Linked DNA regions of Mus musculus: region 1 is linked to region 2. Evidence: chromatin contacts called from ENCODE Hi-C or POLR2A ChIA-PET data. All regions are on one chromosome and are shown on one strand. The core of a region is the stretch at or near the end of the contact, and the rest is flanking DNA. Distances in the headings are between cores, read along the strand shown. Region 1 holds the start of Rpe (ribulose-5-phosphate-3-epimerase). Region 2 holds the start of Pikfyve (phosphoinositide kinase, FYVE type zinc finger containing).

Region 1 (6,946 bases), core at 1,379-3,878, 1.5 Mb before region 2:
AAGTAGCCGTGTGTGCGTTGCTCCCATAGTTGGGATCAGCACATTCCAGCTAGCATTCTGCCATGGTGTGTTTTGTGCTTTTCTCAAAATGTGTTTCCAGAAAAACAAACCTGTTCTTTACTTCAGATATTTAACCATACTTGTGTCTGGCCACCTAGTGTTTCTTAGCCTAGTTTCTGACTTTCTAGATAAGATCAGTTTGAAACAGAGAAGAAAACGGAGGGGTGGAGAGTAAGCAGAGGAGGCTGGCCACCTTTGTAAAGGGATCCCACAGCTCTCTTCTGGAGACATCAGGCTTTGTCTATTCTGCCAGAGTGATGGGAAAGGAGCTGTACTTCCCCAAACTGGTTTCCTCTTTTGCAAAAGATGAATGGAAATAGCTTTTACTTCAAAGGAAAGAAAAAAGGTAGGTATAGATTTAAAGGCATAAAAATTGTTAAAAGTAGAACGATTTAAAATAATTTTTTTGCCTTATTTACTAACTTAAGTCTGATATGGGGAAGGGGGCCAGCTGGGGGAAGGGGGGGGCATCGGTGATTCTCAGAGATGCTTTCTACTATTACTAAGCAATGATAACATGCTTTAATGTCTCTTATCAAGGAAAGTCAGATCCTGCTCTTGGAAAGTTTACAGTACACCAGGAGAGAGAGACATAGCAATATACCTTACTCTTCACGATAACATATTAACCTCAAAGAGTACCTGGACAGCCCACAGAGCCCTGGCCCTACACAAAGGACCAGATATCTAAGGAATTCTGAGAGCAGGAGACACAGTCTCATCCAATACCAAATGGCCAGCTCTGAAAATATACACACAAGTGGCATTATACAGACTGAGCAGGTCAAATTTATGTATTTAGGGATATATGTGTGTCTGTATTTTTACATATGTATTTAATAATATTTTAAAAGGTCATGGTTTTGAAAAAGAGCAAGGAGGTATAGGGTCTGTGTGAGGGTTTGTGGGAGGAAAGAGAAGGGGGAATGATTTAGTTATATTATATAGAATCTCAAAAACTAGACACGTTTAAAAATAAGGTTAAAAAAGCTGGGCACACTCAGGAGGCAGAAGCAGGTGAGGCAAGCCTGGTCTACAGCAACATTTGTATTAGCAAAGTGAAAGCACTGGTGTCCACCCCTCCCCTCTGCATCAAGCAGGCTCATTACACCTGCAGTCTGTGCCATGCTAGGACCCCTACATTTTCTCAGGCATCGAAATCAACACCATCTCTGGGGTACACATTCCAGCCGGTCAAGGGCTTTCAAGTAAGTGTTAAGAAAAATGAGATTTAACCACGGAGAGCCAAAAGAAACAAAACTGCTATGGACAAAACAGCAGTGATGTTAAAAAGAATTAGTGTAACTGAGTGTGGGGACCCGTGCCCATAATCCCAGCATTTGGGAAGCTGAGGCAAGATTTTGAGTTTGAGGCCAGTTAAGATTTATACAGACCTTGTCTCAAAAAAACCAGAAAGAACAGCAAAACCTCCAACAAGAAACGAAACTGATGTAAATAACACATATTTGCCAATGTGACTGAGGGCAAACAGATTTTGCTTATTTGAAATAAATTTATTTTTCTATCTCACTCCCAAGGTCTTTTATAATTTTATGTAAACTTTCGGTGGGAAATGCTAGTCAAAAAGCCAAGAAGATTCAAGTTCCAAGTCTGTCACAATCTTCTGTAATCTTGAGCAAGTCCTCCAGCCTCCTTTGGGTCTAGGTTTGTTTCCTCACTTTAGAACCAACTTAGGAAACTTGTACCCTGATTCTGAGCATTATAACTACAGTGCTTAAAAATTACTTACAAAAAAACTGACCTCCCTGAAGAGCAGGGTGCCTGAAGAGAAAATAGACAGGAAAATCAGAATTCGAATGGGTTATTCGATACAACTAACAACTGCAGAGAATCTGTTACACGCCAGGCACTGGACTTGCTCGTTTCAAGTTCCCCAAGACGCGGAAGCGTTCTATGATCAATAATCCTTCCATTTTCCTCACACTGAACCCGAGTCCCAATCAAGGCTGAAGCGGCTTGCCTAAGACAAGTCGGCAAGTGGTCGAACTCCGGAAGCCCATCCAGGTGTCAAGCTGAGGCTGTCTGCCGGCTTTGTCGAGAACTAGTTAGTTATCTGAGTTCGATCGAGCAAGTCGCGCCTGTCCCGTTGGGCCTCAGTTTCTCTACGAGTTCACCAGAGGAAGATCCTGAACACTGGAGGTGGCTCCCGGGTCCTATCACCACAGGTTACGGGGTGGCGGGGAAAGGACCGGGCCCCAAAGTCAGCCAGGGCCGGCTCGGTGCCCTCGGCAGCGCGCTTGGCCAGGCAGCCCGTCGTCGCACAGGGGCGCCGTGCACCCAACAGGCGCTCGCTGAGGTGCAGCGACGCCGACCCGCGCGGCCAGCCCGCCCCGAGCCCCGCGGAGTTACCCGTCCATTACATCCAGGTGCAGGTAGTCGGCCCCCGAGTCCAGCATGCGCAGGCACTCGGCCCCCAGGTTGGCCAGGTCGCTGTTGAGGATGGACGGGCCGATCTTGCAGCCCGACGCCATGGTGCCGGTTCCCTAGAGCGAGTGAGCCCACGAGAGCCCGGGCCAGCCAAGACTCCGTCCCGATTGGGCGCGCCGCACTGGCTCCGCCCCCTCCCACCTCGCACTCTCTTCCGGACTCTGCCGGAAGCAGCTGCCCTGCGGCGAGGAAGTCCCGCCTCCTCCTGGGGGGGGGGCGTCAGCTGGCTGGCTAGGGGCGGAGCCAGGTGCAGAGCTTCTGCCTTCTGTCTTGGATTTCCAAGGATCTTCTGGCTTCTTTTCCTTTTGAAAGGGAAAATAGTTTATTGAGTACAATGTAAGAAGTTCTACGGGTTGATCAGCTAGACTACCACCTACAATGTAGGAAATTTGTTTTTATTTTTTTCTCTGTTTCATACACGTATAGCATATATTGTGATCATATTCAACCCCATTACCCTTTCTTACCCCAGCCACTCCTCCTGACCCCTTCTTCCCAATTAACTCCTCTCCTACTTAAATAACTTCACCTCACGTGTCTGTAGGTTTTGTGCAGGGAGCCACAGTTGCTTATGCAATCATTAATTGCAGCATTCCGTTGAACTTCCCCCACCCTCTGTCTCTTACAGTCCTCTCTTCTGAGATGTTCCTTAGTCAAGCTGCTGATAACTGGTGACTGCTGAGTACTCAGTGTAGGAATTTTTGCAGTAGCTGAAAGTATAACGTAAAAACAAAATTCTAGGCCTTTAGGCCCAGGCATGGGAATGTGACCTCTGTGACTTAATGATGCTAATCATAAAACAGATAGCGACATTCCTCCACCCACCCGCTTCCTGGGTTCAAAGAGTGTTCATTCAAAGAAAGTCACCCTGACCATTGCTATGCAAATGTGCTATTGTTAGGGGCTCTTAGAAACTGTCTTGAGAGATAACTGGAACAATTACCAGGTATTCCTTGTGACTCTTGTGACTTTGCACTTCCTTGGGACTCTTAACTGGTATCTTTGGTATTTTCCAACAAAGCCCTCCCCACTTCCTTGAGTTGTGGTTTCTTCCTTTAAATACCTCCTTACCCAGCTAATCGGTGTGCCACAGACCTCTACCCCTGCGTGGTGTATGACCGTGGGCCCGAGAGCCCTCTTGAATAAGTTTGCAGTAAGACCGTTTCTTGTGTGATTTGGGGTGTCGCCTCTCCTGAGTCAGAACGTGGGGGAGTCCTCACGTTGTGGGTCTTTCATAGCCAGTCTGATAGAGTTGCTATCCAGCCATAATTCTTGAAATGGATAAGTGGCGTAATGTCAAACGTATCCAGAGTCTGGGCCAGGAAAAAATGAAAAGGTACATGAAGATACACGTGGATAGAACAAGAGCAATTCCTAAAGAACAAGGATAGGGCTCTCATAGTTTTATTAAAAGCATGCTGGTAATTTAGATGCCATGGTTTCTGCAGGGGACACAGTTAGAAGACAATAGTCTTTAATATTCTGACTTGGGGATATACCAGCATTCCGGGTCATAATCCGGGCAGTGAAGTCAATTTGGCTTGCTGTCTTCCATATCTACATTTTGCTTTATTTTGAAAGATAGAAGATGAGAAACAGAAGTAGGTAGGTATCAAATATGGCGGTAGAGGGACTGGGGGTGTTTACCCATTAGTGACTTTAAGCTAAAAATGGCTTTAGGCTTCCACTTTAGAGTGGAAGTCTGAAGAACAAGAGATGAAGGAAGGCACAGACCAGGTCTTGAAAAATGATCCTGAATGAGCTATCCCATTCCCAATGGAAAGAAGTGAAATTAGAGCACATTAAATGATCTTAGATTTATTTTATTATATGTGCATATTCAAACACAGAAATCATTAGCTTTCATAAATATCTTTCATAAACATCTCAGTATTTATTCAGATGCATTTTCCATGCTCTTTGGTCATTCAGTATTCATAACAGACTTTATAGTCATCTGAAGGAAGTTGGCTGTGTAGTCAATCCTTTGTCTTCACCTACAAAATGGCTAATAAAGGACTTTAATCCCATGGTCACAGTGACTATTAAAAATATCATGGAGGTACGTAGATTTATGATCCTAAATGATCTTTAAATAATATAAGTAAATTTATCATAAACTTTTCCAAATACATTCTGCCCTCTATTTGTGTTTATTCTCCTGAGTGTCAGATCAAAGTTTGCTTCTAAAATGCTGCAGTTGAGACCCACAAAAATAAATGAGGAAGTGGGCTAGTTTACTCACTGCTGAGACACAAGGCCATGGATTGGTAGTGTGAGGTCACAGAGTGAAAGTGGGACTCTATGTGACAGCAGCAAATTCGGGAAAGTTCTCTGGTAAAGTATCCTGTGTAACTCAAGGAAGGTACTTAGTTCATGTTTTGGACTATAATTCTATTCATTTATGACCTTTTCTTCCCTATGGATCTCAGTACACACTCAATTATTTCCTCGGAAACTCTAGGAGTGGGCAGCAAAGTGGAGAAAGTTCTTCACTGACTAAAAGAACAGATGCTAAAAGAGAGATGCCATCCTGGCTTAAGTTACTCTTGGAGGCTTGAAGCAGAAAACCAACAGATGCCTCCAGCACTGCCATGTGCCCAGTGGTACCCCTTGACAGTGTTGTTCTCAGTGACTTGTTCCAACGCACTCAGTAACTCACTTCCCTTGTCATAAGAATCAAATAATCTAATAGAATTATAGAAAACACTGAATGCTGCGAATGAAAGAAAAATGTCTATTCTAGAAAATTCTGCATCCAGGATTTAAGCTGCTTTAATCTGGATAGTACACATGGGTACTCACTATCATGGATGATGTATTTTTATTTCTCAAGGTTTCTCTATAAAGTTGCTTTCCAAAGGAGCAATTTTAATTGGATGTAATTGTTTAATACCTGGAAAGTGGGTGCCTGTTTTATCCTTCCTCTGAATGAGATAAATATTATTAAGCATCACAGATTAAGATATAATCTAATTTTACTAATATATTGATCAAAAGTGATAATTAGTTCTTGTCACATTTTTGAATATTACAAAAGATTGTCAATTAACTTGAACTTTTATCTTAACTGTTTTCTTTAAGTTATTCCTTCAAACTCCAGGTAACAGTATTCCTGAGAATACATCTTGTGACAGTCTTATGCACATACATATACTTTAGTTACCACACATAAACATTCAACACGTTTAAGGACACAATAAATGGAATAGATGAGAAATCTCAAAAGTCCCAAGACGAGAGCACTCCCACTCTGTAAGTCCCCATTTCTCAGAGTGGTCATGTCTTTTCTTTTTTCCAAGATAAAACATTACTTAGCTTACTGAAAAAGTTAATAATAGACTTCCATACACGAGAGTGAAGGAGTCAGATTAAAAGGCAGACAGACCAATAAAATCATTTCTCAAACAGCCCAACACACTTAAAATATATAAAGGTATTTAGGGTTATTATTGAGTATTTAACAATTCTTTGACCTCTATACTTCTTAAATATCTGACACAATTATAGAGATTTTGAATCACAAGTCCAAAAGAGGGAACAAAGCACAGACATATAAACGCACACAACTCAGACACTTGTAATTACCAAACATAAGGCCTCTAATGCTAGTTGAGCAGCATAGTTTTTAACAGGCAAAATATATCAGCTTAGAACCAGAAAACCACTTACATGTCCACTTTTGCACTTAGAAATGAACTGCACATTAAGTATAAATGATGTGAAGGTGTTATAACACAGAGAAGGTTTGTTTGTCTCCTGGATTTCCCATGCATGTTCTCAGCCAAAAGGCCAAGAAGGTGGTTCTGCCCTGATTTTCTGACCTGGGGGATTTTAAATTTTATCCTAGTTAACTTATAGGTTACCTTTCATTCTCATGGTGAATGGGATCATAGCCCCAAAATATATTTGATTTTATAAGTCACTGTGCTCATTTAATAAATAATTCTAACATAAAAATCGTTTCCTTTATTATTTGTATGGGTTTATAGGTATTTTCTTTATAGTATACATTTTATAGCCAACATAGTCAATATTTAAGCATATAGAATATATTTTAAACTCATCTCAACATAATCAAAATCTCTGTTTAACTTCTACATGAAGACTAACACACACACACACACACACATCGATGTAGGTATGTTATGAGATTTTTTTCAGGGTTTAGTAGTTACATTTCTCTAATGTAAACTGCTAAACTTTTGAAAAATGTTTATGAACTGCATGATGTCCAGCCCTTCAATAATCGACTAAGTACTGGCCTGACAAGCCTTTCAAATTTTATTCTTTTTTTTTTTGAAGTAACTGCACTTTAAGTTAAAGCCCTATTTGTAATATATACAAGCTGTCTGAGTCTATAAAGAAATTGATTACTCTGACTTTCCTTCATTAACTGTGATCTCCTAAGGATCATAGAATATTTGACAACTGAGAA
Region 2 (7,315 bases), core at 3,137-5,636:
AAAAAATGGACCCTGGTCTCAAACAAAAACAAAAACAAAAGTGCAAAATAAGAGCAAGATATGTCTATATTTTAAATTCTGCTTAAAAACAATGAACATTGCATTCAAGAACTCATCCTTTAAATTATCTGTTCATTTCATGTCATTTACAACTCAATCCAATGAGTATAAGTCCCAACATGCTTGCTGTCAGCTTGTAAGTTTCTAAACATACAAACCATATACTGCTGCTTAATATTATTGCTTTAAAATCTTATTACCAATGCCTCCCTCAAAACAAGTTTCATTCTGTAAGCTTAAGTCAAAGCACATTGATAGAAAATATGTAGAACAAATGTTTTCTCATTAAAAAGGACCTCCCTAACCACTTTAAATTCAATTTACACAAATAATTAATCGGATTACAATGAAATGCTATCTTTTCCTTCTTAGACAGAAAGACTTGGTGACCTGAGATTGAAGTCACCACCTTATTAATATTTCACATTCTCACAACCACACAGCAAGACACTAAAGGGAATGCAGAGAATTCAAACTGCATTTTATGAGGTTTATTAAGATGTAATCTTACCTTTGTTAAAACGAAAAAGGTTTACAAAAGAACTATATGCTGACTTGAAGGGGGGCTCATCCTGGTCAGGAGTCAAGGGTTTAAAGTGAGTGAGGTGAGAAGGACTGGCAGGAGAGCGAGGCAAATCATTAGCAGAGTCCAGTGTCGGGGAACTCTTGTCATCTGTGGCCATTTCATGAGTCTGGAAAGAAAGGGCAGGGAGGGAAAGAGATTCCTTAGAAACCATCTCAAGAACAGGCAAATAACCAAACAGCCCCCCTGCGTGACAATTCTTATCAAAACACAAAAGAATAAGGAGACCTATGTCCAAATATTCAAAAATTGAGGCTTAAAAATTACTACTGTCTAAATGGAAAGAGCCTCAACACTTAAAACCATGTATGTGGCTGAGCTCATTTCAAATATTACCATTCTTATTCTCTTTACAATTAAAGTTAATTTAAAATCTACAGGTAAGACGTAAATATGAGCAGACAAAAAATTTCCCATTACTTATAGGTGTCCAAGGTTTTTTGTTAAAATAATAATAGCTTTATAAAGTTAGAGCAGAAACTGACTTTATATAACATAAACTACTCAGCCTCATTTTACATATGTATCTGAGGAAAAGAAAGCCAGTCAGCTGGCAGGACATGTCTATGCAATCTGAGCAAAGGGCTTTGGCAACGCCTGTGACAAGTGCTCGAATCAACAGGCTTCCTCTTCTCTCCTCGTAGGCACAGGAACCTGGGATTTCCACAACTACCTTATAAGCCTAAACTCAAAAGACATTAAGGTATGACCTTCTTAAAAGGTGTTTTTGCTTATAAGTAACCAAGAAAGCATAATGGGCCAAAGCAGTGAGTCTAGTCACGAAATAAAGTCATAGGAAGGGACTGAGGCTCTTCCCCTCTTAGATTGAAAGTTTAAAGAGAAATATCCTTTGCTATGTTAGTAAAAAATGCTAAAGTTTGTAATCTATCTATACTTTAGAAAAAAGGGCATTATATTCTCCTAAAACTGTTTTCTCCTTCAAAATCAGATGTATAGGTTCATTTTATATTCACAACACTCCTAGAAGTCACATAAGTAAGTATTATTACTATAATTAACAATTGAGGCAACTAAAACAGTTTTCTTTTGGGTGAATCAGAGATAGTAATAAATAGACTTGTGACTATACAACTCTTGCAACAAAATTCTCTGACAGTCTTCTATCAAAAAAAATTTGTATTCTTCACAGACTTCCAATTCTAGCCAACTGTAGTCTCTTAATACTCAAGATTCTCTCAAATTAGTAAATTAAAACAGAAATGAAACCACTGACTTGGATGGAATTTTGGCAACAAGTGCTTATTGGAAAGGATGGGGAGGAAAAGAAAAGAGGAAGGCGATGGAGTAGGGGAAAGAGAGGAAAGGGAAGAAGAAAGACAGGGAAGGAGGACCTCTAGTATCAGGTAAAGTATTGTCTCAGTCAGGGTTACTACTGCTGTGATGAAACACCATGACCAAAGGAACGTCTGGAGTAAAGGGTTTATTTAGTTTACACTTCCACACCATTGTTTATCATCAAAGGTGGTCAGGAAAGGAACACAAGCAGGGTAAGACCTGGAGGCAGGAGCTGAGGCAAAGGCCATGGAGGGGTGCTGCTTACTGGCTTGTTCCTCATGAACAAGTGTTTAGCCTGCTTTCTTATAGAACCCAGGACCACCAGCCAGCCCAGGGATGGACACCACCCACCGTGGGGGCTGGGCCTTCCCCCATCAATCACTAGTTAAGATGATACCCTACAGGTTTGCTTACAGTCCATCTTATGAAGCCTCAATTGAGGCTCTCCTGTCTGAAAACTCCAGCTTGTGTCAAGCTAACATACAACTTCGATGCTATAGCATAAAGGATTAAGATGGCGATTAATCAAGTAAAAACTCAAAGTTTTGTTTTGTTTTAAAGACCACCAGAGAAAAAAGATGTAATGGCAATGAAAACCCTCATGCTTCCAAACACAACCTATTCTACGTCCACAAAAGCACCAACGAAAGCACAAAAACCAATCCACCTACAGAGTCTTAGAATTACTTCTAAAGGTCTTCTATATCCACAACTTTCTTTAACCTTTGGACATGTGAAAGTAAAAAATTATCATGAAAACACACATCACATCAAGTGCAGTCTCTAAAAACATAAATACAACCACATAGACCTAATCTTAATAATTACATGCCACCAGCAACCAAAAAAATTACAACTCTGATTTTTAGCAGCATAATAACTGTTTATACTGTAAAGGATGGCTCTTTCTGAATACATAATTAGAAATATTAACCTACTTATCCAACAACTTCTGCAGTGTTTCTCTGCACTAGTGTGGTATACACAGATTTGAAATGAGTATCTTGGTGAAGCAAATCAGAAAATGAATTCGATATTAAAGTGTAGCTTGACCTATCAGCTCATACGAAAACTGTAGGTGAAATTCAAAACAGCAGTGTAATCATTTTCTAGAGTGTTTTTTTCTTAAGTATAATTCTCAAACTTTTATCTATTAATGCAGGACAGCTGAATACAAGCAATGTTAGCTTCCATCAAGAAAGGCATATTGTTCATTTTGTGACCCATGCACAACAGAAACATTAAAGGAAAACCAGTGTGATCCACGTAACTTTTCCAGAAAGAGGCAAAGGGAGGGGGAGGACTCAGGAAATTAGTGTTGCTTCTCAGAAAAGTCCTGACCTTAGTCACAAGCCTTAACCTAATGAATCGAAGAGAAAGAAACTAAGACTATCTTCCCCCCACCCAACCCCCGCCGCCACCCCGCACGTGTGTCGGTCTCTGTCTCTGTCTATCTCTCTTTCACTCCCCCCCCCCGGGGGGGGGGGAGAGGGAATGGGACAGAGTGGGAGTCCTGGAGAGGCAGAAAGAGACTCAAATAAATGTAAAACAAGACGGTGAGGTTTGCTGGGCGTCTACCTCTACCAACACAAGATGCACCAACTGAAGAAGCAACCCTTCATCATTTAACACATTACGCACTTAAGATACACAGCAATGACCTGCTTTATGCAGAATTGCCATCTTCCCCTGAATGTCCTAAGAACCTACATAGGACAGAAGACCCTAAATTCCTAAATGCATCCATCAAATTTCACTTTCAACCTTTCTTGGGAACCTCTTGGGAAAGGGGAAACGACTTACTCGGAAACAAAGCCTCCTCCTCAAAACAGGACTACGTTAAAGTTAAAAAGGAAAAATAAAAGCCTCAAATGGCAAAAACCAGCATTTAAGCTGGTGGACACACTCAAGCATGGAATGGTTTCTGTGGGTCAGAACTTTCTTTTCCAGAGTAGGCTGCACCCTGAGACTTGAGCTCGCCCGCTCAGAGGAAGGGATGACATGGTCCACCTCCAAAATAAGTTCGAGCATTAGGAAAACAGAGAGGCAAGAGAACTTCCATTGTGTCAAGGAAGCCTCGGCGGGAGATGGCCCAGGAGGCCCGCGGCCGGTCTCGCCACACAGGGCCGCCGGGCGCTCAGAAGCCAGCCGGTTCCCGGCGGGTCTTCCCCGCTCGCCGGCCGAGTCTCGGCCGCAGAGCCCCGGGCCCTCGCCATCCCTCCGGCGGTGCTCCGCGACCCACGCTGGCCTTCCTCCCACTGCGCGCCCTGCCTGCCCATGCCTCGCCGCCTCCCTTACCTTCGCCTCCCGCCCCGGCCCCGCGGGCCTCCCGCCTCCCCGGCCTCCGCCTCACCACTCTCGGCCGGGAAGCCGAGGCCAAGCACAGCGCCGGCTTTCTCAGGCAGCCGGCGGTCGCGCCGAGAAGCCCAGAGGCTTACGCGGTAACTGCGGCTTCTCGCTTCCGCCTACCACCTCAAGGCTCCGCCCAGTACCCCTTCTAACCAATCATCAACCGGCTCCAAGGGCCGGCTCCGCCTACTTTTCTCCGCCCTCTAGACCTTCCGATCAGATGTTCAGGCTGAAAGAATCCAACCCAGAGAGTATCGTTCTAGACCCCCCCCCCCCTCCCCCCAGAGGACTTAACGCTGCCTCAGCCATCCTGAAGGAAGCGGGGAGGACGGTGCATGTGAGCATCACGCGCGCCAGGCATTAGACGCCAGCCAGTCGCTGTTACCGTATGTGTTCAACAACGTGAGCACATATAATTTAGGACCGCTCTCAGAGCTCTCTTGGACCGACTTCTACCTGTGTAGTCCAGAGTGAAGAGGTAGTTAATTAGCTTTCAGGATCCTTTCAGGACTCCGCTAACACCAACTATGTGTCTTTGAACAAATCGCTTGTTTCTCTAGGCCTCACACCTCTGGTGGGTAAAGGAGGGTTAATTATAGCTGCGTTTACTCCCTGTTGTTTTACTGTTGTTGTTTTTGTTGTTAATGTTTTTGGTGGTCTTGTTTGAGGATTAGGTAGAACTGTGCATGAAAGGCAGTTGGCACAGAATCTGACTCAAGTGAGGTTGAATATAGCTTTTTTTAATTCGGGTTTTGTGTTGCAGATAAGAGTTATCAAGCCCTGACTTGCTCAGCTTAGTATTAACATGACCCGTTATTTTTGTCCTGCTAACAGGGCTGTGCCGTTAAAAGTAGAAAACAAGCTAAAACCCGCTTACTGAAAGCGTAGGGCTTTGCAGGGGAGCATTGAAAGGAATCTGAAGGTTGGTGATATTCTGAGAATTCTTTTCTTCTAAAACTTTGGCATTTCCCACCCAGCTTTGGTTTTTTGTTTGTTTGATTTGTTTCAACGTTGGAAATTACCATCAAAACCTGAAGCTAGGGGACGCTGCAACTCCTGGTCACCATCCTTAACTGGCTCTTGGATCTTGTCCTCAGCGTCCTCTGACCGCATTGGTCTTCATTACTACTGTGCCTCTCTCCACTCTCCACTCTAACTGTCATCTATACAAATCAAAACACCGGGCTACCTTGGGTACTATCTATCCTTAACCTAACCACCTCCACCACCAACCACGTCCCTCACACATATCCCTGGGGGCTTGCAATGTCTCTTCAAACAAACCTTTCCCAATAACTCCTTCCTTGGCCCATAAACATACACAAGCATCTTCCCTAAGAAGAAGAAAAAAAAATCTTTTCTTAAATTAGCCCAACAGACCCTAATATTCCATAAACGTACAATAAATTATAAAATAGACCAAGAGAACACAATAGATAATCCAGCAGAGAGGATAGCAAGATACAGAAGAAACTCTATGTACAGAAACACCCGATCAACTAACACTTTTTAAAAGATATAGTGGGCTGAGCGGGTGCCAGAGGAGCATAGGGGGACGGCCAGGGGGTCAGATTCCTCTGAAACTGGAGATATAGGAGGTCGTGAGCCCCCAAATGTGGGTGCTAGGAATCAAACTTGGGTCCTCTGCAAAAGCAGTATATGCCCTTAACATTGAGCCATCTCTCCAGCTCCTCAGCTAACATTTTATGAGTCATTAATTGGACAAGTCCTCGTTCTCTGCGCCAGTCACTGGCCACATAGGTACCGTGCTAAAGGTAAAGCTGTGGCCATAACACAGTCCATGTTCCCCAGAAGTTTGCACTTCCGTGCCTACATTAGCATGAAGTTTAATTTCTGTGGGAAAATTGACTTCTCTTTTAGGAAAAGAAATTAGTTTGGGTTCTTACCTCATCCTAGACATCAAAAATTAATCCCAGGTGTATTTTATCTGTAGAGACATTTTGTGCGTACCTGTAACTATTCTTTCCCAGAACTTCCATCCAAGCACTTCTATGATACTTGCTGGGCTTGGGTGCACTATGGTACTGTGCTCACGTGCTTATAATACTTTACTGAGAATTCGTAGCCTTTCCCTCTCTTTATATTGGTTAGTATCAATATAATTTTTCTCAGTAATGCCCCAATTCAACACTGTCACTATTCAGTCTCTAAAAGTTGTCACTATTCTTTAAAAGTTGTCACTATTCTCTAAAAGTTGCCCCTGATTTGGCCAGTGGAAGCATCTCATGAAAACCCTGGGTATTGTTGCCAGGATCCATGACTTTCTGAACATTTGCTTTCTGTTTCCTATTTTCCCCTCTTACCTCTGCTCCCCAACCCCTAAAAACTACCACTCTGCTCTTTTTCTTTCTAACTTAACATTTTTAAAACTCTACACTTGAGACCTTACAGGGCTTTTATTTCTGGCGTATTTCACTTCCTATAGGCTCCTCCAGGTTCAGTATGTTGCCACAAAGGATAAAATTTCCTTGTTTTTAAATTTATATTTGTTCTAATGTTCAAAGTCAAGTAAATATTCTCTACTATCCCATAGATCATCTCTTCAAAGTTGTTTTTCTCGCTTTCCAGAGCACTTTATTTTGATAACATCCTATTTGTCTGTTTTGCTTTTTTTTTTTTTTTTTTTTTTTTTTTTTTTTTTTTTGCCTAAGCTTTTGGGTTAAACAAAATAAAAATAAAAGTCAAAAAATAAATAAAAAAAAATAAAATAAGAAAAACAAAAGTCACTGCTCAGGGCAATGTCATGGGTTTTTTTGCTTGTGTTTTCTTCTACTAATTTGTACTTTTTAGGTGTTAAATTTAGATATTTAATTCAATTTGAGTTAATTTTAAATGTAGTGTGAAATATCAATCTAATTTCCTTCGTGCACTGTGGGTATTCAGTTTTTCCCATAACATTCATTAAACAGACTATCCTTTCCCTCAGGGTTTTTCTGAATAGTAAGTCTATCATAAGTGGATTTATTCCTGCTCTTTTCTTTCTATTCTGTGGTCTATGTCTACTTT

Evidence for each region. Hi-C counts contacts between places; a loop is a spot of excess contacts on that map. ChIA-PET counts read pairs that join two places held with the same protein, here RNA polymerase II (POLR2A).
Region 1: a loop to region 2 is called in a map of v-Abl transformed pro-B cells, with 2.6 times the contacts of the local background. The contact joins the promoter of Rpe here to the promoter of Pikfyve in region 2. A Hi-C loop is called at or near these places in 2 of 37 maps with a recorded cell type or tissue (T-helper 17 cell and v-Abl transformed pro-B cells). POLR2A ChIA-PET finds 5 or more read pairs at or near these places in 1 of 5 experiments (embryonic stem cell).

The regions. Positions count from the first base shown.
Region 1 is chr1:66,696,513-66,703,458 of GRCm38, reverse strand. Rpe (ribulose-5-phosphate-3-epimerase) reads right to left here and starts at 2,628. Exons shown (of 6, transcript NM_025683.3): 1 at 2,431-2,628. The coding sequence starts at 2,552. It overlaps Unc80 (unc-80, NALCN activator), which reads right to left. Exons shown (of 65, transcript NM_001368824.1): 65 at 4,309-6,946.
Region 2 is chr1:65,183,756-65,191,070 of GRCm38, reverse strand. It overlaps Pikfyve (phosphoinositide kinase, FYVE type zinc finger containing), which reads right to left and starts at 4,386. Exons shown (of 42, transcript NM_001310624.1): 1 at 4,238-4,386; 2 at 572-752. The coding sequence starts at 743. It also overlaps a transcript of Idh1 not described here.